2 separate regions of the Homo sapiens genome follow, and region 2 is linked to region 1. Evidence: read pairs that join two places in POLR2A ChIA-PET (ENCODE). Cell type or tissue: Panc1. All regions are shown on one strand. Each heading gives the region's core, and the rest is flanking DNA. Links, peaks and the distances in the headings are about the cores only.

Region 1 (5,393 bases), core at 149-5,148:
GTTGAGGAAAGTCAGATAACTTGTAAGCAAAATTTGAGGAGACACTCACTCTGAGGTATTGACCCTGCACTTGTGCGACCCTGGGAGTGAGTCTTTCCTTATTATTTTGCACCCTGGGCACCTCTCTGGCCTGACCTTAATCTTGACCCTGGTGACAGTTAAGACAAGAATAATAATGAATCTGGGAATTAATACTTCAAGAATAAAGAAACACACAGAATAGGAGAAAGAAATGTGACATAACTTTCATCCCCTCTAAATTATATTGGTTATAACTCTTCCTTGACCCCTGCAGTGCCTGAGACCATCTGAAAGGAAGGAGTCAACCTACTCACCCAGAATGATAAGAAGAACATCACAGTAGTGGAATATTGCAGAAGATACCCAAAATTTCTAATTTTTATTAGTGGCACAGAATTTACACTTCAGCCATTAAATATTTCATACAAATTGAAGGAATTTTTCACTGTGCTTTTGAATGACAATATGCTAGTTTTATAAGTGACTAAAATCAAACAAATTCAAGAAAGAGCAATAATTAAGAACCTTGTTTAATTTACTTGAGAGTTATGAATTTTGCTATTTAAAAAATGTATCTATAAGAGTATAATAATATGGAAAAGGGACATAATGCAAAATTAAGTTTTAAAATGTATGATGTAGGCTGTGGCTCACTCCTATAATCCCAGCATTTTGCGAGGCCAAGATGGTGGATCACCTCAGGTTAGGAGTTCAAGACCAGCCTAGCCAACATGGTGAAATTCCAGCTCCACTAAAAAAAAGTACACAAAATTAGCCAGGTGTGGTGGAGGATGCTTGTAATCCCAGCCACTCGGGAGCCTGAGGCAGGAGAATCACTTGAACCCAAGAGGCGAAGGTTGCAGTGAGCCGAGATCGTGCCACTCCACTCCAGCTTGAGTGACAGAATGAGACTCCATCCCAGAAAAAATAAATAAATAATAAAATGAAATATTATGAAATATTACAACTATTTGAAATATTACAACTACTTTTTGAAAAATTATACATAGAAAAAAATCTCCAAAATAACAATTAAATTTTGGCCAATGGTTTCCTTTAGGTTAAAAAAAAAAAAATTATGGTTGACTCTTTTTTTCCCCTCCATCCCCTTTTCTAATAAGCATGTGTGATTTTTTTTAGCTGAAATATTTATGTGTTATCAAGATGAATCACATCCAAGTTTTATTCATAAAGAAACTTAATCAGTAGAGAGTTTAACAATGCACTTGTCAATTATAAATTTTTTGAAAGCCAGTTCTTATGTTAAATTTATAGAGTTGAGCGTCAACTAAAACAATCATTACCCTTGACAAAATTCTAATCAATGATGAAAACTGTTATGCAAAGTTAAAGAGAAACCTTGTCACCTTTAGTGTTCATAAAATCCTGGGAAAGAAACATAAGGCATATTCAGGTTACTGTCCTAGACTTCAAAAAAGTGGATATTTTAATGTTTTTTTTTTAATTTTAAAACATACATGATTCTACAACCTGGTACCCTGAGAAACAAAGGTGGGTCAAGAGGGTTAGGAGTGGTCAAAATGGCCCTGGTGCCTGAAGGCAGTAAGTTCAAGCTATAATGGGGCCGAACAGTCTGTGGGAAACAAGACCTAACTCAATCTTAGAGGATGACAAAGTAAAATTTTCAAAAAGCTAAACCAAGATTCTCATATAATCATGTGAATTGGTGTCAAAGTCTTATTTAGCTCATTAATGAGGGAACCAGTAAGAGATAAAGCTGGCTCCAAGGTCATTTGAAGAATTGGGAATTCATGGACATCTCTAAAAGATGAATTCAGAATAGGATTATTAGTTAGATACGAAACTGATTAATGTCCCAGAAAGCAATAAAATTATAATATTTGGGTTATCATTTATACTACACAGTTACCATGTAACTTCATGATGTCTAAACTTTAATCAACTAGTAAATAACAAAATTAACACAAGTGCGATCTTCTAAAGAAGTAAATAATCCATGAATGATACAGACAAATAATGCCATTGATATCACCTCTGTTTTGCCTTATTTCTATGTGTTGAAAAGTTTTTCTTAGAAGGGGTAAGAAAGGTTTTCCAAAGAAGATGATGTTTAAGCTAAGATTAGAAGACAAGCAAGCAGTCTAAAAGGGCAGGCAAGAGCATTCCTGGGTGAGGGACGTGCATGTTCACCAAAGGAAAGGAAATGGATTTATAACTAGGAACAATTATAAGGACCCAGAAACTTGTAAAATAGCATTAAGGGCCAGATGCAGTGGCTCACACCTGTAATCCCAACACTGTGGGAAGCCAAGTTGGGAGAATCACTTGAAGCCAGGAGTTTGAGACCAGCCTGGGCAATAAAGCGATACCCCATCTCTATTTTAACAACAAAAAAAATTTTAACTAGCCAAGCACCATGCTGGGTGCCTGCAGTCCCAGCTACTACAGAGGCTGAGCTGACAGGGTCCTTGGAGCCCAAGAGTTCGAGAGTGCAGTGAGCTAGGATTGCACCACTACACTCCAGCCTGGGTGGCAGAGCAAGCCCCTGACTGTTTAAAAAAAAAAAAAAAAGTGTAAAGGCAGCTAATTAAAGTCTGATTTTCTTTCCAGCAGTCTTGTTCCTTCCAGTTCATTCTTCAGACTCCAGCCAGTGTGATCTTTCTAAAGAGCTCATTGAAAATCTGATCCTTTCAGCCATCAGCCTACAATACTCCACTGTCTTCCCTTTGCCTACTGAAGAGCCATACTCCTTAGATTGGCTCTCCATTCAGACCCTTCCTAACCTGCCTTGCTAACTTCCTGTGATGCAGCCTTTCTAAGTCATTTACAGTTTCCAGCCACTGTCCTGCACTCCTTTCTACTCCTTGACTGACTTTCTCACTGTCTGCCTAAATCAGTAATTCGCAGCCCTGGTTGCACATCAAAATGACTTGAAAACTATGAAAAATTACGGCTGCCCAGCTCCCAGCTGCAGATCAATTAAATCAGAATTTCTGAATGAAGATGGATTTCTAGCTTCAATGTATTAAAGCTGCACAGGTTATTTTAATGTGCAGCCAAAGTTAAAACGTAATGATATCAAAGGACAAAGTAGAAAAGGCACTGGCTTATTCCAATTCCTTCTTCTCAAAGCTCTCCTTAAACATCATACTCTCCATGAAGCTCTCCCCGAATTCCTACTCCCACTTCCGCACATTAGCCATTTCATTCTCGGTCCTCCTGAAGCACTTGGGACATATCTCCGCTGTATTATATCAGATTTTCACCGTGAGACTAATAGTTTAATGATAAGTGATAAAATTCCTCAAACACAATCCTTAAACAAACAGTTTAATCAAATGACTACATCAGAATTCTGAAACCAAAACAGAGCACTTTAAAACCACCAATACTGTCTTTTTAGCTTTTTGATAAAAAAAAAAAACACATTGAAAGAAAAGTTTCTATATCATATGTGTACAGCTTGCTGAATTTTTCGAAACTAAACACAACCTGTAAAGTAGCCCTCAAACCTCCCCAGTATCACAAAAATCTCTACCACTCCTGCACTCTCTTCCCCATGACTGTTCATCCTAAGGTACTATGAGCCTGACTTCTAACATGGTAGATTGATTTTACCTTTTTCCTACTTTATAAAAGGAACTATCCAGTATGTAGTCTTCTGTAGGTTTCTTCATTCAGCATTATGAGACTCACTTACATTGCTGCATGTATTGTAGACCATTCACTGTTATTGTTATATACTAACCCATTTTTTGAAGACGGTACAATTTACTTATCCATTCTACTGTTGATGAATACTGCTTATTTTCCAATTTTTTGGCTATTATCAATGGACTGCAGTGATATCCTAGCACATATCTTTTGCTCATATGAATGAATTTTTGCTGGGTATATACCTAAGAGGAGAATTACCTAGTTATAGGATATGCATATGCTCCCCTTTAGTAGATACTGCTAAACCAGTTTGTAACAAATTTTCCCTTTGATCTGTCCTGTATAAGAGGGCCAGTTCCCTCACCAATACTTGATAGTTTCCATCATTTTTATGTAGCCATGTTGGTGGTATCCCACTGTGGTTTTAGTTTACAGAATTGTTTAAGTTTAATACAATTGAGCACCTTTTCATATGTTTATTATACACTTGATTGTCTCTTTTGTGAAGTTTTTGCCCACTCTCCTATTGGGCTGTTGTTGATTTTTCTTAATAATTGTGAAATTTGCTAACATATTATGGAGATAAGTCCTTTGTTAGATATGTGTACTGCAAGTACTTTTTCCACTCTATAATTCAGTCTTTTGAGAAACAGAAGGTCCTGCTTTTATTTACTCTATTGTATCACTATTTTCTTGCATGTGAGGGTATTTGATTCCTATTTTAACAAGTTTGCCTACTCCGAAGTCAGAAAGATGTTCATCTATGTTTATTCTAAATGTTTTATAATTTTGTCTTTCACATTTAGATCTACAGTCCATCTGGAATTGACTTTTGTGTACATGATATGTTTTTTGCCATGTGGCTATCTGATAAATGCAGCACTATTTACTAAACAGATAATCCTTTCCCCTCTATACTTCTATCATAAGCCATTTGAACATATATGTGTAGGTGTGTCTCTGGACTTCCTATCTTGTTCCAATGGTCAGTTTGTCCACTCTTATGCCAATGTCATATTCTCTCAATTACTTACTATATCTTTAAAATAAATCTTGACATTAGGTAGCTTTATTCTGCTTCAAGTTTGTCCTGGTTATTCTTAGCCCTTTGTCTTTTCACGTAAATTTTAGAATCAGCTTATCAAATTTAACTTCCTTTAAAAATCTGCTGGAATTATTATTTTTATTCCATTGACTTTATCAATTAATTTAGAAAGAATTGAGATATTAGCAGTATTGAATCTTCCAATCCATGAACACAGTATTTACTTAGGTCTTCTTTAATTGTTCTCAATAATATTTTAAAGTTTTAGATGTAATGATATTGTATATCTTTTATCATACTTGTTTCCAGTTTTTTATGTTTCCTACTATCACAGTAAATGATATTTCTATCTAAGGTCCCCAAGAGCATCTTTCGGTTTGATGATTTGCTAGGTGGACCCAAAGGACCCAGCATATGGTTATATTCATGAATATGATTTAGAGCTACAAACAGATGCAAAGCAATATCAACAAAAGGAAAGGGAGCATTGGGTGAAGTCTAGATTACACCAAGTACACGCTTCAAAAAGTTCTCTCCCAGGAGAATCTCACAGGATAAGCTTAATTCCCCCAGCAATAAATTGTGAGGTACAGAATGTTGTCTACCAGGAAAACTCACTGGAGATTCTGTGCCCAACATACCAAAATTCCAGACTCCCAGAGGGAAACAGATGTTCAAAATATACCAC
Region 2 (5,393 bases), core at 159-5,158, 880 kb before region 1:
CAAAGAAAAATTTAATTTCATAGGTTTCTGTAGGGGCCATTCTTTCGTAATTAAACTTTGGAGACATTTTTTAAAAAATAGCATGTGATGTATTAGAAAGATCACTGAGTTAGCACCCAGGAGACCTAGAAAGTAATCTACACTTTGCTGTTCTTCGTTCCACATTCCTTCCTGGCTACTGTTCTATTCATCTGTAAAAGAGAAATAATGATTCCTATTCTTCCAGCCGTTCATATGATTATGTGAAATATCTTCCCAAGCGTAAAATGAGAGATGCTATATCTAGATTTTAAATACTGGTGATTGTTAATACTGGAAAATTGATTGAAAATTATTTCTAGATTTTAATAAAATAAAAATGTTCAAAAGTAAATTTGAATAGTCATAAATTCCAGCATCTTCTCAATACCCAGGAGACATGAAATCTCAAACATTTACAAAGAAGAAAACAAGAAGGCTACAATGAGGAGAGAAAACTTAAAAATTATATTCAAATATTAAAAGTGAATATAATTGATTAATGATGGTATTTGATAATCTGTATCTTGTTCAGATTTGCCTCCCTATGACACTGGACTATGGCAATATGGTTTTGTGTTTCCAGAGTTCTATTTTTGTTCTATAATTCAGTATTTTATTGGCCTTTTGGAGAACTACAATTCATCATTTGGATTCCTACAGTTTACCTGTCACCGCTATATTTTCTTCCAGGTTAAGCTTGAGGTCCAAGCCCACTCTTCATACGACACAATGCACCACAAACATTTTCAAAACCCTAATTTTAATGTGCCTGAAAAAGGCCAATGTTCCCTGAAGAAAATAAGTCGGAATAGTAACAGTCAAGATCTTTAAACCTACTCTTTTTTTCCAAAATAGCCATGCATCTCCTTTACTATGGGACAGTATATGTTTTCATTGGTAACTGACACATGTGTTTCGAGAACATGTATTCCCCCAAAAGAAGGTTCCAGTATCATTTCTCATTCATGAATAGAAGAGTGACATGAAAGTTTAATTTCTAGAACCATAAAGCTTTGTTTCTAATCCCCCAAACATGCTTTTTCATGTCCATATGTTTCTCTTTAAAGTAAATACATTGCAGAGAAGTAAGAGAGAAAAGTACAGTAAAGGGAGAAACATGCATTTCGCCTAGAGCAATTTAATTCATCTAAACAAAGGCTGAGCTCCAAGCAAATGTAGCTTTGGAGATCAGAAGATAGCAGCTGCTGGCAAACAAGCAGGTTTTGGTAATTCACACTTGGGAGGGCCTGCTATGGCGGCTCAAGAGACCCCCTTGCTTTTGCCAATGGTTATTGAGCAATCAAAACATTTAGAATTCTCATGGATATTTGCCTAAAGCAGGTATGACCACACTGAGGTGTAAAGTAATGATTAGTTCATGACTAGAGGTGTTTCCCTGGTTTTTTTCTCAGTCTGTTTTGGATTATCCTTAATGGGAGCAAAGAACACAAAGGGTTTTCTAACATGTACAGAGCTGTATTTCTCACGGAATATTTGAGTATCTCCTTACATCAGAATCAGGTCATGGGCTGGGCAGTCAGGTTATGGTCTGTAAAATGAGCTCCTGAAAGTACCTGATTGTAGATTTATTACAAACTCCACATTCTAGTTTACTTTTGTATATTACTTATTTACAGAACTCTGCTGTACTCTGTTCTGCCACTCATAGATATGTGTTCACCCTAAAATTAATAATGAAGCCAAAATGGCTCTTGTGCCCAAACCCACTGCAATCCTATAGTGCTGAAAGCACCACATTAAGACTGCTCTCTTATCTTTATCCTTAATGCCCCAAGCTAATCTGAATATAAGTTCTTTTTGTTGGAGACTCTAAATTCAAATCAACTCTGCAGGGCCTGGAAGAAGAGGAGAGACAGGCCCATTTATACAGAATCTAAAATAAACTTGCTTTTTGGCTGAGAGAACAGGTTGATATGGTAGATCCTTCATCAGAATATGTGAGTACATATAGGTATTAAACATTTTAAGCTGGATGATACAGGTCCAGTTTAGTTAAAAATATCTCTGGAAAAAAATGTTATTCAGTCTTGAAATAACTTTGAAACCCTGCCTCCTACGAAGCATTTCTGTAGGACAACAGTAATGTATTTGCTTCAGATGGTTTCAGTAAAGCCTCATCAAAAGGTCATGCTAACCAGCCAAAGAGAAGCAAAGGCCCCACCAGGCCAGATCTAAGATCGCATAAAAGGAGGGTTATTCAATGGCCGAAGGAAATAAATATATTAATAATGAGTCTTCCGTTTGCACATGACAGAAATCCATTCAAATTATTCCCAAGACAGGGGACTTTATGGAAAGGCTGGATTGCCTAACCATAGAACAACAGAATGCAGCTTAGCCTGAGGGGCAGCTGAGGCCGGGAACTGGACATCCTCCTGACTGTCTCTCTTTTGTTCTCTCTAGATGTAAGGTTATTGTTTTATTGAAGAGCAGCTTCTTTCATAGGTTAGGGTCTTCAAATCTCATAATATTACCACTACAGAGGGATTTTCAGTCTTTTCAGTCTTCAAAGGGGAGTATCTAGATTGGCCCACCCTTGAATAAGTCAACTCTATCAAGGCAGGTAAAGTGTTATTGTCAGTTCCTGTTAGAACTTCAAGGTCTTAGGGGAAGAGGAGAACAGCATCCTAATGCAAAAGGGGTGCAGTTCCCAGGAAAAGGGTAAAACAAAACTGGAGGAAGTCAATACACCTTAGAATGGGAGAGATAAATGATTAGTTGTGCTTGAATTGAGAAACCTTGGCAAGGGAAACTGAGGGCAGAGGAGGATTTGGACTAATTTTTCTGGTAAATGGAGAAGGATAAGGCAGTATCTTGTTCAAGTGACTGTGACAAAAGCCTAGGAAATTATCAGGCTGATGAGATAAAGAGCAACATAGAGATTACTCTGCAGAAAGAGTTAAGGCCAATGAGCCATTCAAGCCTTGAGACTGTGATGACTCATGACTTCCTTCAGCTTCTGCTGGTCTTCAAAGAAACACAGCCTCAGGGTTAGTGGGGCCCTCTGCCAAGTTTCAAAAGTATTCCAGACTATAGTATCACTACTTTCTGCCTACTCACCTCTGTAAGCCATTCCCGGCTGAGGAAGTCAGAATTCCCTCATTTCCTCAACTCTAGGACAGGCTTTACTCTCAGCAAATTTAATTGAAAGAAAAATGCACTATTCTTTTTCTTTTCTCTTTTTAACCCATTAGGCCTTAAGACAAACAAAAGGCAAAGCAAAACAAAATTTTTTGAGTACTATTTTGCAAATTACTTCTATTCTGATATGGAACTTTATGAACCCTGACTTTTTTTTTTTAAAGAATTTATTCTGTCTTTTGTTTAGAAAATTCAGTGAATATATTTAGACCTAAATGTCTATTCAGGTCCTTTGTCTAGAGACAGATATTTTGTCTCTAATTATCATTCTGTCTTCATGTCTCTAATTTTTATTCTGTGACAATATATCAAAGAAGTCTTTTAATTTTTTTGAACTCCAGTTCTTTCAAGCATTTAGTAGAGCCAACACCTGCTCTTTATGCTCTTCTTAGGACACTTAGGTAATACAATAAAACAATACCATAAAAAAACGAACAAAACCCTTCTGTGTATCTCCTTAGAAGAAAAATAAGTTATTTCAGGATTTTTAAAAGAAATTCATTTAGGATTCCTTTTTAGCATTCCTTTTGTCAAAATACCTGTCTCTAGACAAAGAATCTGAGTCGACAGTTCTCCAAAGATTATATACAACTGGCCAACAAATACATAAAAAGATGCTCAACATTGCTAATCATTAGGGAAATGCAAATCAAAACCACAATGAAGTATCACCTCACACCTATTAGAACGGCTACCACCAAACAAAAGAAAACAAAACAAGACAATCAGAAAAAAACAGAAAATAAATGTTGGCAAGGATATGGAGAAATTGGAACCCTTGTGCATTTTTGGTAGGAATGTAAGACGGTACAGCTGCTATGGAAAACAGTATGGCAGTTTCTCAGAAGATTAAAACTAGAATTACCATATGATTAACAATTTTACTTCTGGATATATATCCAAAAGAATTGAAAGCAGGATCTCAAAGAGATATTTGCACACCCAAATTCATATCAGGACTATTTACAATAGCTAAAAGTGGAATCAATCAAGTGTCTATTGATGGATGAATGGATACATAAAATGTGGTGAATACAAACAAGAGAATATTATTCAGACTTAAAAAAGAAGAAAATTCTGATACACGCTACAACATGGATGAACCTTGAGGGCAATACGCTAAGTGAAATAAGCTAGTCACAAAAAGACAAAAACTTTACAATTTCATTTATATGCGGTATCTAGAATAGTTAGATTCATAGAAATAGAAAGTAAAATTGGTGTTTGACAGGGACTGGGAGAAGAGAATGGGGAGTTTTTGTTTAGTGGGTACAGAGTTTAGGTTCTACAGGATAAAAGCTTCCTGAGATTAGTTGCACAACAATGTGCATATACTTAACACTACTGGACTGTATATTTAGAAATCCTTAATATGGTAAATTTTATGTTCTGTGTTTTTAACTACCATAAAAATAATTTTTAAAAATAGCTCTAGAGATAGATTTATAGTTTTTTCATATTCCTTGGACTATAAATATTATTAGAATGTGTTGTTCTAAAAATATTTTGATTATTTAAGTAGTAATGTTTCTATTATTAGTTGATTTGACATAAAACAGATTTTTAAATTTCTTGTAATTTATACTAATTTATGCTGTATAATGTTTTCATCTAAAAATTACATTTAGGCAATTGTAGCTAACTTTATTACATTAACTTTTAAAAAACTATAGTGTTTATAAACACTACTAATTTCAAAATTGAATCTTTCCCTACATAATTCAGCTTTTAGAACATAAAAAATATGCATTTTAAACAGTGTTTAAATCAATCATAATTAATTACATTTCCAAATACATCTACTAAGCTGGGCCTTACAATTACAGAGCTAATTATGTTGAAAATGAAATTCCACTATCCCCCAGGCTTGCTCAGTTACTTCTGTGCTCTAATTTAGATACCCAGGGGTTTATTTGCTGCTAGGCAACACCTGATAAAAATAAGTATATGCATGAACAATTATATACCTATGAAGACATGCAAAAATAGTTTTATGTGAGAAAAAATATTATCTGCTTAACGTTTTGAATATTTTCTTGATTTTTATGTGTTTTTAGTACAACCAGGCAATATAGCCCTTGCCACAAATATAGACTGCAAAAGATCCTGGGTTTTCAAAAACTGAGGTTACAGTCAACCTTTAATGTATACTGAGGCACAAATTTCTCTATATCGAGGCATGAGAGATGTCAGCTAAGTAGGTGTCATTT

The links. Peaks named below come from ENCODE experiments on the same cell type or tissue, not always from the same donor. Only the 100,000 strongest peaks of a DNase experiment are listed, where the experiment ranks them.
Region 2: POLR2A ChIA-PET joins it to region 1 with 12 read pairs; 1 of 35 experiments calls an interaction of 5 or more read pairs at or near these places.

What each region holds. Positions count from the first base shown.
Region 1 is chr4:123,752,870-123,758,262 of GRCh38, reverse strand. All of the region lies in intron 3 of LINC01091 (long intergenic non-protein coding RNA 1091), which reads right to left. Among named protein-coding and RNA genes, the nearest start is that of LINC01091, 110 kb to the right of the region's middle. In Panc1, for the core only: no CTCF peak of the experiment used is centred there; no DNase peak of the experiment used is centred there; H3K27ac peaks cover 422 bases.
Region 2 is chr4:124,629,542-124,634,934 of GRCh38, reverse strand. No RefSeq gene overlaps it. Among named protein-coding and RNA genes, the nearest start is that of LINC02516, 74 kb to the right of the region's middle. RefSeq lists a silencer at 2,922-3,001. In Panc1, for the core only: no CTCF peak of the experiment used is centred there; a DNase peak (open chromatin) is centred at 2,984.